3 separate regions of the Homo sapiens genome follow, and all the other regions are linked to region 3. A link is a contact called in ENCODE Hi-C or POLR2A ChIA-PET data. All regions are on one chromosome and are shown on one strand. The core of a region is the stretch at or near the end of the contact, and the rest is flanking DNA. Distances in the headings are between cores, read along the strand shown. Region 1 holds the start of ZDHHC1 (zDHHC palmitoyltransferase 1). Region 2 holds the start of ACD (ACD shelterin complex subunit and telomerase recruitment factor). Region 3 holds the start of TRADD (TNFRSF1A associated via death domain).

Region 1 (3,964 bases), core at 1,039-3,538, 260 kb before region 3:
ACCCGGGAGGTGGAAGCTGCAGTCAACTGAGATCGCACCACTGCACTCCAGCCTGGGAGACAGAGCGAGACTCCGTCTCAAAAAAAAAAAAAAAAGAGAGAGAGAGAGAGATAAGATTTTTTTTGTGTGTGACAGAGTCTCACTCTGTCACTCAGGCTGGAGTAGAGTGGTGCGATCTCGGGTCACTGCAACCTCTGCCTCCTGGGTTCAAGCCATTCTCTTGCCTCAGCCTCCCGAGTAGCTGGGACTACAGGCACATGCCATCACGCCTGGCTTACTTTGTACTTTTAGTGGAGATGGGGTTTCACCGTGTTAGCCAGGATGGTCTCGATCTCCTGACCTCATGATCCACCTGCCTTGGCCTCCCAAAGTGTTGGGATTACAGGTGTGAGCCACTGAGACCAGCTGAGAGATAAGATCTTACTTTCACCCAGGCTGGAGTGCAGTGGCATGATCGTAATTCACTGCAATCTTGAACTCCCGAACTCAAGTGATTCTTTTCTCCTGCCCCAGCCTCGTGAGTAGCTGGGACTATAGGCACAGGCCACCAGGCCCAGCTATTTTTTTTCATCTTTTGTAGAGATGGGAGTCTCTCTATGTATCCCAGGCTGGTCTCAAACTCCTGGCTTCAAGTGATTTTCCTGCCTCAGCCTCCTTAAAGTGCTGGGATTACAGGTGTGAGCCACTGCATCCAGCCTCATCCTTCACCTTGATTTCTGGGTCATGATCTCTGTTTGACCCGAAGTTTTCCAATTCCAGATAAGAGTTAAGTAGTCAGCTTGTACTCTGAAGCCAGAATAGCATTGATATTTATCTCACATTGAGTTTGAGTTTATCAGTCTTGAAAACAAGAATTTAAGTAATAGGTTATGTCACTTGCACAAGGACCCACACACCTGTCATGTGACAGAGAAGGAGTAGTTATGTTGCCTAATAAAACATACAATAAGTATGCTTGTGACTTATACATTTTAGAGATAAGGATGTTTTCTTTCCCTATCTGTCATATCTGCCTTGGAGATGCGCACAGGACAGATAGCAGAAGACAAAGTGTCTTCCTGTCTTTTGAGAAAGCCTGAGCTCATAGAAGATTCCATTCTGAGTGTCCACAAGGAGAAGAGGAGAGGGGACTTTTAGGGAAACCAAGTTAGCAGGGAAGTCTCCCAGGTAGAGAAAGGGAAGGGAGGCTGCAGGCCATGGAGCAGAGGAAGCAGGTGTCTGTCCCTGGCAGCCCCAGGGAGAGGCAGGGGCCTCAGGCAGGGATGGCCTCATAGAGCCCAAACCTGAAAATCTTTGTGGACTGGAGCAATGGTTGTGGCCTCAGTACCAGACAAAACCCTGACCAGAGAGTTTTTTGCTTATTTGTTTTTGATTGTTGTTTTTTGCTATAGGAAAACATGAGTCCTTTGGAATTACCTAGCTAAAAGGAGTACAGTGGAGACTGAGACTGAATTTCCCGGCCGGGCAGGGGCTCACGCCTGTAATCCTAGCACTTTTGGAGGCTGAGGTGGGCGGGTCGCTTGAGTTCAGGAGTTCGAAACCAGCCTGGGCAACATGGCAAAACCACGCCTCTACAAAAAAATGCGAAAATTAGTCGGGCGTGGTGGTGTTCGCCTGTAGTCCTAGCTACTCTGGAGGCTGAGGCGGGAGGATCGCCTGAGCCCAGGAGTTCGAGGCTGCAGAGAGCCGTGATCGTGCCACTGCACTCCAGCCTGGGTAACAGAGACCAGTTTAAAAAATAGAAAAAGACTGAATTTCCCATCAGCCTGGAAGATTGGGGCTTGATTTTTGCTTGATTTAAAGGCAATAAATAAATGAGATATTTTGTGCTGCTTATTTTAAGCTCTTACGCTTCTCGCTTTATATTCTGGGGTACCTGCATTTTTAGTGGTGTAATTTATTTGTCTAGATCTGTTTGCCTCTTAACCTGTAAGCTCCCGGAAGGGTCGGGATATCATGGATGTTCCAGCACATACGCTCATTGAAGTGTGCAGGTTGACTGGGGTTGGGGGAGGTCTCTTCTTGAGAGCGGTGGTCTCAGGATAGAAACTGGAAGGGGGCGCTTTTGAGATGTTAGGATTTCGGGGAGACAAGCTGTGACTCGGGAGTAGGGAAAAGCGGATTTTCTAGACGAAAGGTTAGGAAGAATCTGGGAATGGGCCGACTGGGGCACCAAGAGGGTCCCTGGCAAGCCCCGCCCTGGCCGGGGGACCGGCGCGGAGTGACGCAGCGCGGTTTGGCCGCTGTGGGGCGCCGTAGCCCGCGCCGTTGTCAGGGGAACGGGCCCAGCGCCGGACGAGGCCCAGCCAGTCTGGGTCTGGCCTGGCCGCCCCTCCAGCCTGCTGGAGCCGGAGCCGGAGCCGGAGCCGGAGCCGGAGCCGGAGCCAGAGCCAGAGCTCGAGGACTCACCGGCCCAGTCTCCGTCCGGGATGGGGCCCCGCTCCCGGGCGCGTTGCCGCCCAGTCCCGGGGACCGTCCCTACCGCGAGGGTCTGAGGCGCGGCTGCCCCGGGGAGGGTGGAAGGCCAGGCGTGGGGCCCGAACCTCTGGCTGACTTTGGCAGGGCCCATCTGGCACGGCCTCCGCGGCGCGCAGGTGAGGAGTCCCCGCCCGGTTTCTCACCTCGGAGCCTGGCTTGAGCCACGGGGTAGCGGATGCTGCCGCCTGGCCGGCTTTGGGCTCGCTTCCGCCTGGAGCCGGTGGCCTGAGTTCCAGGGCCCCGGCAGAGCGCGGGGCTTCCTTTTAGCATGCATCAAGTTCACAGATCTTCCTTGAGCGCTTACTCTTTGCCAGGCTCTGTGCCAGGCGTGGGCACAGAGGACTCCCAACAGACGTGGTCTGTCTCCAGAACCCAGAGCATTAAGGAAGGGGGCTGGGAAGCGGATGTCATACATGACTAAAGTGATTTCAGGTCGGGTTAGGCTCTCTGGTATTGAAATGGAGGGGTTGGTCATGGAGGGTCTGTTTTAAAAGGAAACCATGGGAAGAGTTTTAGTTTTTTCTTTGAGACGGAGTTTCGCTCTTGTCACCCAGGCTGGATGGAGCGCAGTGGCACGACTCGGGTCATTGCAACCTCCGCCTCCCGGGTTCAAGCCATTCTGCTGCCTCAGCCTCTGGAGTAGCTGGGATTACAGGCGCCCGCCGCCACGCCCGGCTAAGTTTTATATTTTTAGTAGGGACGGGGTTTCACCATGTTGGCCAGGCTGTTCTCGAACTCCTGACCTCAGGTGATCCACCCGCCTCGGCCTCCGAAAGCGTTGGGATTACAGGTGTGAGCCACCGTTCCCAGCCAATTTTTTATTTTTTTGAGACAAGGTCTCCCTTTGTCACCCAGGCTGGAGTGCTGTGGTGTGAACATGGGTCACCGCAGGCTCCGGCTCCCGGGCTCAAGCGATCCTCCCGCCTCAGCCTCCCAAGTAGCTGAGACTACAGATACCCGCCACCACGCTCAGCTAATTTTTTAAGGTTTTGGTAGAGATGAGGTCTTACTATTTTGCCCAGGCTGGTCTCGAGCTCCTGGTCTCAAGGGATCCTCTTGCCTCAGCCTCCCAAAGTGCTGGGATTACAGGTGTGAGCCACTGCAAGCGGCAGAAGAGTTTTTTATTTTTTGTTTATTTTTATTTTTATTTTCCAGATGGAGTCTCGCTCTGTCACCCAGGCTGGACTGCAATGGCACAATCTCGGCTCACTGCAACCTCCACCTCCCGGGTTCAAGCGATTCTCCTGCCTCAGCCCCCCAAGTCTGGGATTACAGGCGCCTGCCACCACACCCAGCTAATTTTTGTATTTTTAGTAGAAACGGGGTTTCAACATGTTGGCCAGGCTGGTCTTGAACTCCTGACCTCAGGTGATCCAGCCACCTTGGCCTCCCAAAGAAGAGTTTGGATGAGTTTCACGTTTGAAAAGCTCACTTCACTCTGGCTGCTGAGCAGCATGGTTGTGACAGACATACCGGGAAGTCAGTT
Region 2 (3,622 bases), core at 245-2,744, 500 kb before region 3:
GGCATGGACTAACCCTTGTAGACCTGCCCCACAGACACCTTACCCCACAGAGGCTGCCCACTGTACCCCTCCTCACCCCGCTTCTGCACCAGTAGGCGCAGTGGCGGGGGCCCGCTGGCCAGGGCCCGGTGCAGGCTGTCGTCGTTGGTGAGGGGCAGCAGGTCGCCATGAGCATCCGTATAGCCAAGTAGCACGTCCAGGCCCGGGATCTGGTGCACCGCCCGCAGCAACCGCGAGAACTCCTGGAAGCCGCTCACCGAAGCGCGAGGCAGCGCGAAGCGTCGGAACTCGGCGTCAAACTGGAAGTCGGGGTTGGGGGAGAGGAGGAGTCAGGACAGCCTGCGCCCCTTTCTCACCGCAGGCTGGCAGGAATGGGAAAGATGCGGCTGCCGCTTTTGCGGCAGCCTTAAGCCCAGACCTCAGCTCCAGTACCAGGGACGCTGTCCAAGGTCTTCTTACCGCCCTCCAGGTACTCAGGCCACAGAGAGCTGGAGACCAGCAGTGGAGGAAGGAAGACGGATGGGGGAAGGCGAGCAGAAAAGCAGAATGGGACTTGGAGGATAGAGGGAAGAGGTGGCGGGGACCAAGGAGCTGGGAAGGGGAGAAAGAGGGAATTGGGAGCGCCTAGGGCCGAGGCCGGAGGAGCCCTTACTTTGCTCTTCACCTCGACGATGCTATCGGGACTGCGCGCCGGAGTCCTCTGCGGCCGGGCCATGGCGGGGCCGGGCGGGCCGGGGACGGTGCCCCAGGCGGCCCGCCGAGGCGCAGGTGCACAGCCCGGCCGGCCCGCCCGCGCCGCCCCGCCCCTGGCGGTAGCACACGCCCCGCCTTCCCATCCGGAGCGTGACGTCAAGGGGGCAGCGACGCAGAGTGGAACGCGGAGTCCACGTTTCCTAGGAAACGGAGCCGTGGATGGAGAGGAGCCGTCCTCCGCTCTTGCGTCATCACGCTGAGGTCCGCGCGCCCCCGGAGTCTGGGGAGCAGGGCTCCGCCAATCCGAGGGGAGGGCGAAGGAAGTACCATTTATTTAGCGCTGTGTGTGTGCTCTTATTTCCACTGGCCTTACAAGACCGTGCACTGTGTAGATGAGGAAACTGAGTCATAATAAATATGTGCTGAACCGTTCGGGGGTCACACGGTGCTGAAATGGTTTCGAGTCAACTCGCTCGGACGGCACTCGGCCTCAGCCTCCGGCCCTGGAACCCTCTCCAGGGACGGGACCAGCCCTTGTTCTGTTCCCTACCGGTACCACAGGAATCTTGACGAACGGCCCAAATGCCTGGCCGCTGTCAGAGTGACGCCGCGATGAGAGTAAACGGGCCAGCATCCCGTGCACCAGCGGGGTGGACCAGCGGGAGTCTGCACACAGGCCCCCGAGCAGGACGCCCTCGTGCGCAGGCGCGGGGTGTACGTGGGCGGGGCCTCCTCCTCCGGCCCCGCCCAGCGAAGGAGCTTCCTCTTCCGAGGAAAGGCGGGGCCTGGGCGCCCGCGGGAAACCCGGGCCCGTTGCATCCGCTGGGTGTAGCCGTGGGGATGGCAGGTTCGGGGAGGCTGGTCCTACGGCCCTGGATTCGGGAGCTGATTCTGGGGTCAGAGACACCCTCCAGTCCACGAGCCGGGCAGCTGCTTGAGGTGAGCCCCCATTCAGGGCCCGGAGACCGAGGCGGAGGCCCGGGGTGGTGGGATTGACGCCGCTCGCCGCCGTCAGGTACTACAGGACGCCGAGGCCGCGGTCGCGGGCCCATCCCACGCCCCTGATACGTCCGACGTCGGGGCCACGCTGCTTGTGTCTGACGGGACCCACAGTGTCCGATGCCTGGTGACGCGGGAGGCCCTGGACACCTCGGACTGGTGAGAGGCCCCGCGCGGCTCTGGAGGTCGGAGTCCGGCAGGAGAGCGCGAGGTGGGCGGGCCTTGTGTTCAGGTGGGCCCGGCAGTGAGGATCCTGCTTGTTGCAGGGAGGAGAAGGAGTTCGGCTTCCGCGGGACAGAGGGCCGGCTGCTGCTGCTGCAGGACTGCGGGGTTCATGTCCAGGTCGCTGAGGGCGGCGCGGTGAGTGGTGAGACTGCCTTGGGCGGGTTACCGGGCATGACTCTTCGTGACGATTCTGAGACCCCCCCTTCCCCCCGAACTCCTCCAGCCCGCAGAGTTCTATCTCCAGGTGGACCGCTTCAGCCTGCTGCCCACGGAGCAGCCCCGGCTACGGGTGCCTGGTTGGTAAGTGATGCCTCCGCCCTCCAGCAGCTCTCCCCACCCCAGCCTGGCCGGCGCTGGCAGACGCCTATGGGGTAGGAGGGCTTGGGCCCCCATTAACTACCCTTCTCTTTTTCTTAGCAACCAAGACTTAGATGTTCAGAAAAAGCTCTATGACTGCCTTGAGTGAGTCTGGGGTTGGGCTCGGGGGCCACGTGTTGTTTGGTGAGGGGATGGTGTATCTAGGTAGACAGGCCTCAGCATGGTTCCTGAGTCCTGGCCACTCTCTTCCTGTAGGGAGCACCTTTCAGAGTCCACCTCGTCCAATGCAGGTACTGTAGAGCTTGACCAGTGATCCTAACACGCTGTGCAGTGATCTCTCCAGCCTTAACCTTATGCTTCCTCAATAAGCTGTCTTCCCCCTCACCCTCCTGGTCCTCCCCTTTAAGCCTTGACTCATCCCATGGTCCCCTGTCCCCAGGCCTATCACTGTCCCAGCTTCTGGATGAAATGCGGGAGGACCAGGAGCATCAGGGGGCACTCGTGTGCCTGGCTGAAAGCTGCCTGACACTGGAGGGCCCTTGCACAGCACCCCCTGTCACCCACTGGGCTGCCTCACGATGCAAGGCCACGGTCAGTCTGGGGATTTGCTTGGGAGATGTCAGGGTGAGGAGTTGGGCAAGGGTCATATCCCACAGGACATGAGAGTAAACGGGCCTGTCCTACAGAGTTCATGTCCCACAGGGAGAAGCTGTGTACACTGTCCCCAGCTCAATGCTGTGCATCTCTGAGAATGACCAGCTAATTCTGAGCTCTCTAGGCCCCTGTCAGAGGACACAGGGTAAGGGGGACTGGAGAGGTTGGGGGGATACCTGGGGCCCAGGTCCACAGTGCTGATAAGACTTCCTGAACCCCCCAGGCCCTGAGCTGCCCCCACCAGACCCGGCTCTGCAGGACCTATCTCTGACCCTCATAGCCTCTCCTCCTTCCTCACCCAGTTCCTCAGGTGAGGTGATGCACAGGTCACAGGCACTCACTGCCGCCTGTCAGTCAGGTTCCCGGGCTGCGCAGGATGCTGTGAAAGGTGCACGGTGGGTGGGGGATGAACACGGTCCCTGCAGTCCTGTCTGAGCTCGCAGGCCACTCAGCTGCCCTGAGCGGAGAGGGCTGTGCCTACAATAAGTCCCCTCCTCCTCAGGAACCCCGGCCTTACCCGGCCACATGTCATCCGAGGAAAGTGGTACCAGCATCAGCCTTCTGCCTGCCCTGTCCTTGGCTGCTCCAGACCCAGGGCAGAGAAGCAGCTCCCAGCCCTCACCAGCCATCTGCTCAGCCCCTGCCACCCTGACCCCCAGGTCCCCACACGCCAGCCGTACCCCCAGCTCCCCACTCCAGAGCTGCACTCCCAGTCTCTCACCCCGTAGCCATG
Region 3 (3,905 bases), core at 226-2,725:
GCACCCTCAGTCTCCCGGGCTCAAGCAATCCTCCCACCTCAGCCTCCCGAGTAGCTGGGACTACAGGGGCACGCCACCACGCCTGGCTAATTTTTGTAATTTTGTTGCAGAGACGAGGTCTCGCTTTGTTGCCCAGACTGACCTCGAACTCCTAGGCTCAAGCGATCGGCCCGCCTGGGCCTCCCAAAGTGCTGGGATTACGGGCATGAGCCACCGCGCCCGGCCTGAGAAACCCCATCTTAACCCCGCCGGTTAGTAGAAAGTGACTACAGGGTTAATAAGGCGGGAGCGTTAATGTAGGCTTTTCTTTGTCAGGGACCATGAGCCAATCAGGAAGCGAGGCGTGGGCGGGGCAAAGCTGGATCCACCCCTGGAGGGGAGGCTCCTTCCCCGCCTCCGCCTCGCCGGGGAGATGTCCCGGGTGCTTCCTAAGACAGCCCCACTGGATGAAAAAAAACTTGGGTCTCTGGGACCTGACGGTTCTGGGGCCTGAGGGGCTCAAGATTTAAGTTCCGACCCCTGAGCAGCCCTGGCTCCCGCTGAGCAATTTGGGTTCGGCTGGAACTCCGCAGACCCACCCTGGAGCGCAGCCTTTAGAGGGGGATGGGTTACTGGAAAGTGTGCGTCCTCTTTGAAGTTGCCAATCCTGTTTGTTTTTGTTTTGTTTTGTTTTGAGACGGAATCTAGCTGTGTCGCCCAGGCTGGAGTGCAGTGGCGAGATCTCGGCTCACTGCAAACTCCGCCTCGCGGGTTCAAGCGATTCTTCTGCCTCAGCCTCCCGAGTAGCTGGGACTCCAGGCGCGCGCCACCTCGCCGGGCTAATTTTTGTATTTTTAGTAGAGACGGGGTTTCACCATATTGGCCAGGCTGGTCTCAAACTCCTGACCTCAGGTGATCCACCTGCCTCGGCCTTCCAAAGTGCTGGGATTACAGGCGTGAGCCACCGCGCCCGGCCGCCAATCTTGTTTTAAGGTTCTTAAAGGTTTGTGTACACAAGGCTTCACACTACTCGCCAGTTAATGTTCCCATATCTTCCGGGCTAACAGTTTCTCCCGGAATTTGTGCCACGTGTTTCCTGGGGCTTCAGATACGTTCGGCCGGGCTTGTACCTGGGACCCATGGGCACCCCGTTTTGAGTGCCCACTGGTAGCAGCGATCTTGAAGCCGGATCCCCAGGGGTACCAGAAAATTCTGGTCTCCAGGGGGCGCCCCCTTGATTTACCGAAGTCTGGCAGCTGTAGCTCTTACGAGCCCCCCGCCTCGTAAGAATCGCAAACCCCCAAAGTCGGGTCTTCCTGCCGTCTAACCTTGGGCGCTGGTGTCTTACCTGCTCGGCGGACCAGATGGGCTTTGCCCGGGGCAGGGGACTGGCAGCAGAGGACAGCGGACGGGAAGCAGCCACCGGGAGCCCGCGGGGCGGGACGCGCGGGCGGACGGGGCGGCTCGGGCTAGGGCACCGCCCCAGCGCCTCCGCGCACACCCGGAAGCGGCGGAGTAGAGCGGAGCCTGGCGGGCGTGGGAACCCAGGCCCCGCCGAGGCGGCCAGGTTAGTGCAGCAGGTGGGTGGGTGGGCTCCCCGGTGCGGGCGGGAGAGGAGGTGGATCTTGGCTCCGAAGCGTGGGCGCGGCGCAGATGTCACCGGCGGCTGCTCCAGCCAGCTGGTGGCGGCGGTCTACTGAGCTGTTCGAACACCGTGGGAGGCGGGGGACGGTACGGAATTTGGCCCCCGCAGGCTCCTCGTCCCTGCCAGCACTTTCGAGGTGCAGTAGGGCCCTGCAGGAGAGAGGGTGGGGGAGAAGGGGCTGGTTCTGAATACTTTCCTTGAGCGGAGACCCCCTTGCCCACCCCAGCCGATCGCACGTGCGAAACCCCAGCTTGAGGGTGGGCTAGTGGGAGCCTGGGAAGCTCCCCTCAAGCGCTCGGGAGCTGCGTAGCTGAGTAGGGGGTGTGCCCGGCGGGTCGCAAGGAGTCACAGGCTTTCAGTTCTGGGCCACGCCCACAGGCTGTCTCTGTCCACCCAGCCAGAGGTGGGGCTGCCCCCGGGACTGTTAGGTGTTCAGGGGGCACCGTGCGTGGCTCGTCCCTGGAAACAGGCGCAGAAGTTGTTAGGTCGGTACCTAAGCGCCCCACAGTCTCCGGCCACCAAACTTTCTCAGGACCCAGCCTGGAAGCCTCAGCCCCGCCCAAAAAGGGACGACTCCTGGTGGGTGGGGCGCGGGGCTTCCCAAGGAGGGGCTTCCGTGAAAGAACACGTAAGAAGAGCTGCCAGTCGGCGGATGCGAAACTAGGGCCCTGGCCTCTTTACCCTGTTAACTCGACCTCCAGCCTGGTTCACCTTCCCCATCTTCTAGTACTAGTGAGTGTGAGAAAGCATCCCCAGTCTCCAGGTTCCCAGTACTCCCCACCTCCCCCTCGACCCCCACAGACCTGATGGGCAGACAATGGTCCTGTTCGGTCCCCACTTCCACCCCTTGGGGTGGGACCATAACCAAGTCAAGCACTCTCAAGTCAAGGGGCCAGAAAGACATGAAAGAGGGAATGTTTCCAGGGGAAGTTCCCACTCTCTCCTACTCCCCAGGCCACTTTCGAAGGACTCCCCCCTTATCTCACCTCCGTGGCTGGCTCCCTATTATGGACCCACTTGTCACCTGCAGAGTTTCCTGTTTTTTCTTGTTTTGCTTTTAAAGAAAACAAATTTATTTTGCTCTTTTAATACAAAGAAAATATGTCTACTTCACATAAAGCAGAAAATATTGCTAAATACAAAGAAAATAAAAATCACCCACAATCCTTCCCCACCCCCACCTACCTTCCTTCATCCTGCCCAGAGATAAACAAAATGCAAACTTCCTGTTACTATCCAGACTGTGGTTTGGCGTAAGTACACAAGTATTAATGTTTTCTATGAAAAGATTAGAAGGCTGGGTGTGGTGCCTCACACCTGTAACCCAGCACTTTGGGAAGCTGAGGTGGGCAGATCGCTTGAGCCCAGGAGTTTGAGACCAGCCTGGGCAACATGGTGAAACTCCATCTCTACTAAAAATACAAAAACTAGCCAGGCATGGCGGCGTGTGCCTAAAGTCCCAGCTACTTGAAAGGTTGAGGTGAGAGGGTTGCTTGAGCTGGGAAGGTCAAGGCTGCAGTGAGCTGCGATAGTGCCACTGCACTCCAGCCTGGGTGACAGAGCAAGACCCTGTCTCAAAAACAAGACAATTGAAAAAACAAAGGTCGAGAGTAGTGCCTTACTCCTGTAATCGCAGCACTTTGGGAGGCCAGGGCAGGAGGACAGCTTCCTGTTCCTCATGTAAACAGATGGCAGCTGGGCCACCCCATCTGTCCTGCCCCATAGCTAACACTCAACACTCCTCTTAGCCCACCATATATAAACCCTGATGAGAGTACAGGAGTGTGACTGATGGGGCAGGAGGTAGGGCCTTGAGCCCATGATTATAGGAAAAGGGTGGGTAGGAAAAGGGTGAGGTGGGGAGAAAGAGGAGGCAGTTTTCTACTTGCTGTCTCACGGGGTAGTAACTGGGAGACCATTGAGCTGTAGGTCAGTGCAGTGGTTCCTTGGCTGGGAATTTTGCCCCCGCTGGTCCAGAGCTAGGTTTTTGTCAGAAGATGGAGGAAGGAGATACTATACTAGCACCAAGGGGCCCTGGCTTTTTCTGGACAGGGAAGGAATAGAGCAATTTGTGTTGGAAATGACTGGAGCCGAACTCCAAGGGCTTTATAACAAAAAGGAATTATTTAGCTCACATAACTGAAAAGTCCAGTGTGCAATGGCTTCAGGGACGGCTGGATCCAGGGGCCTAGTATGCTTAGGAATGCACTTCTCCATCTCTTGACTCTTTCTTTCTGTGTCAGCTTCATTCCCAGCCAGGCTCTTCCCAAGCAGTGCTAAA

The links. A loop is a pair of places that touch in the nucleus more often than their neighbours do. ChIA-PET counts read pairs that join two places held with the same protein, here RNA polymerase II (POLR2A). Pooled maps may share reads with other maps.
Region 1: a loop to region 3 is called in a pooled map, with 3 times the contacts of the local background. The contact joins the promoter of ZDHHC1 here to the promoter of TRADD in region 3. A Hi-C loop is called at or near these places in 3 of 50 pooled maps. POLR2A ChIA-PET finds 5 or more read pairs at or near these places in 4 of 52 experiments (HEK293, RWPE1, T-cell and 1 more).
Region 2: a loop to region 3 is called in a map of GM12878, with 9 times the contacts of the local background. The contact joins the promoter of ACD here to the promoter of TRADD in region 3. A Hi-C loop is called at or near these places in 1 of 168 maps with a recorded cell type or tissue (GM12878) and 8 of 50 pooled maps. POLR2A ChIA-PET finds 5 or more read pairs at or near these places in 1 of 52 experiments (activated CD4-positive, alpha-beta T cell).

Annotation. Positions count from the first base shown.
Region 1 is chr16:67,414,801-67,418,764 of GRCh38, reverse strand. ZDHHC1 (zDHHC palmitoyltransferase 1) reads left to right here and starts at 2,288. Exons shown (of 12, transcript NM_001323627.2): 1 at 2,288-2,594. LOC124903702 (a long non-coding RNA gene) reads right to left here and starts at 2,862. Exons shown (of 2, transcript XR_007065093.1): 1 at 2,622-2,862. RefSeq lists an enhancer at 1,742-2,399 and a silencer at 2,232-2,621.
Region 2 is chr16:67,658,132-67,661,753 of GRCh38, reverse strand. ACD (ACD shelterin complex subunit and telomerase recruitment factor) reads left to right here and starts at 1,494. Exons shown (of 12, transcript NM_001082486.2): 1 at 1,494-1,632; 2 at 1,709-1,851; 3 at 1,959-2,052; 4 at 2,141-2,217; 5 at 2,335-2,379; 6 at 2,491-2,525; 7 at 2,675-2,826; 8 at 2,938-3,034; 9 at 3,113-3,199; 10 at 3,392-3,622. The coding sequence starts at 1,534. PARD6A (par-6 family cell polarity regulator alpha) reads right to left here and starts at 794. Exons shown (of 3, transcript NM_001037281.2): 1 at 653-794; 2 at 77-299. The coding sequence starts at 715. RefSeq lists silencers at 528-1,007, 1,318-1,427 and an enhancer at 1,581-2,164.
Region 3 is chr16:67,157,479-67,161,383 of GRCh38, reverse strand. It overlaps TRADD (TNFRSF1A associated via death domain), which reads left to right and starts at 1,475. Exons shown (of 5, transcript NM_003789.4): 1 at 1,475-1,546. FBXL8 (F-box and leucine rich repeat protein 8) reads right to left here and starts at 1,427. Exons shown (of 3, transcript NM_018378.3): 1 at 1,328-1,427. RefSeq lists silencers at 197-286, 1,307-1,446 and an enhancer at 2,047-2,306.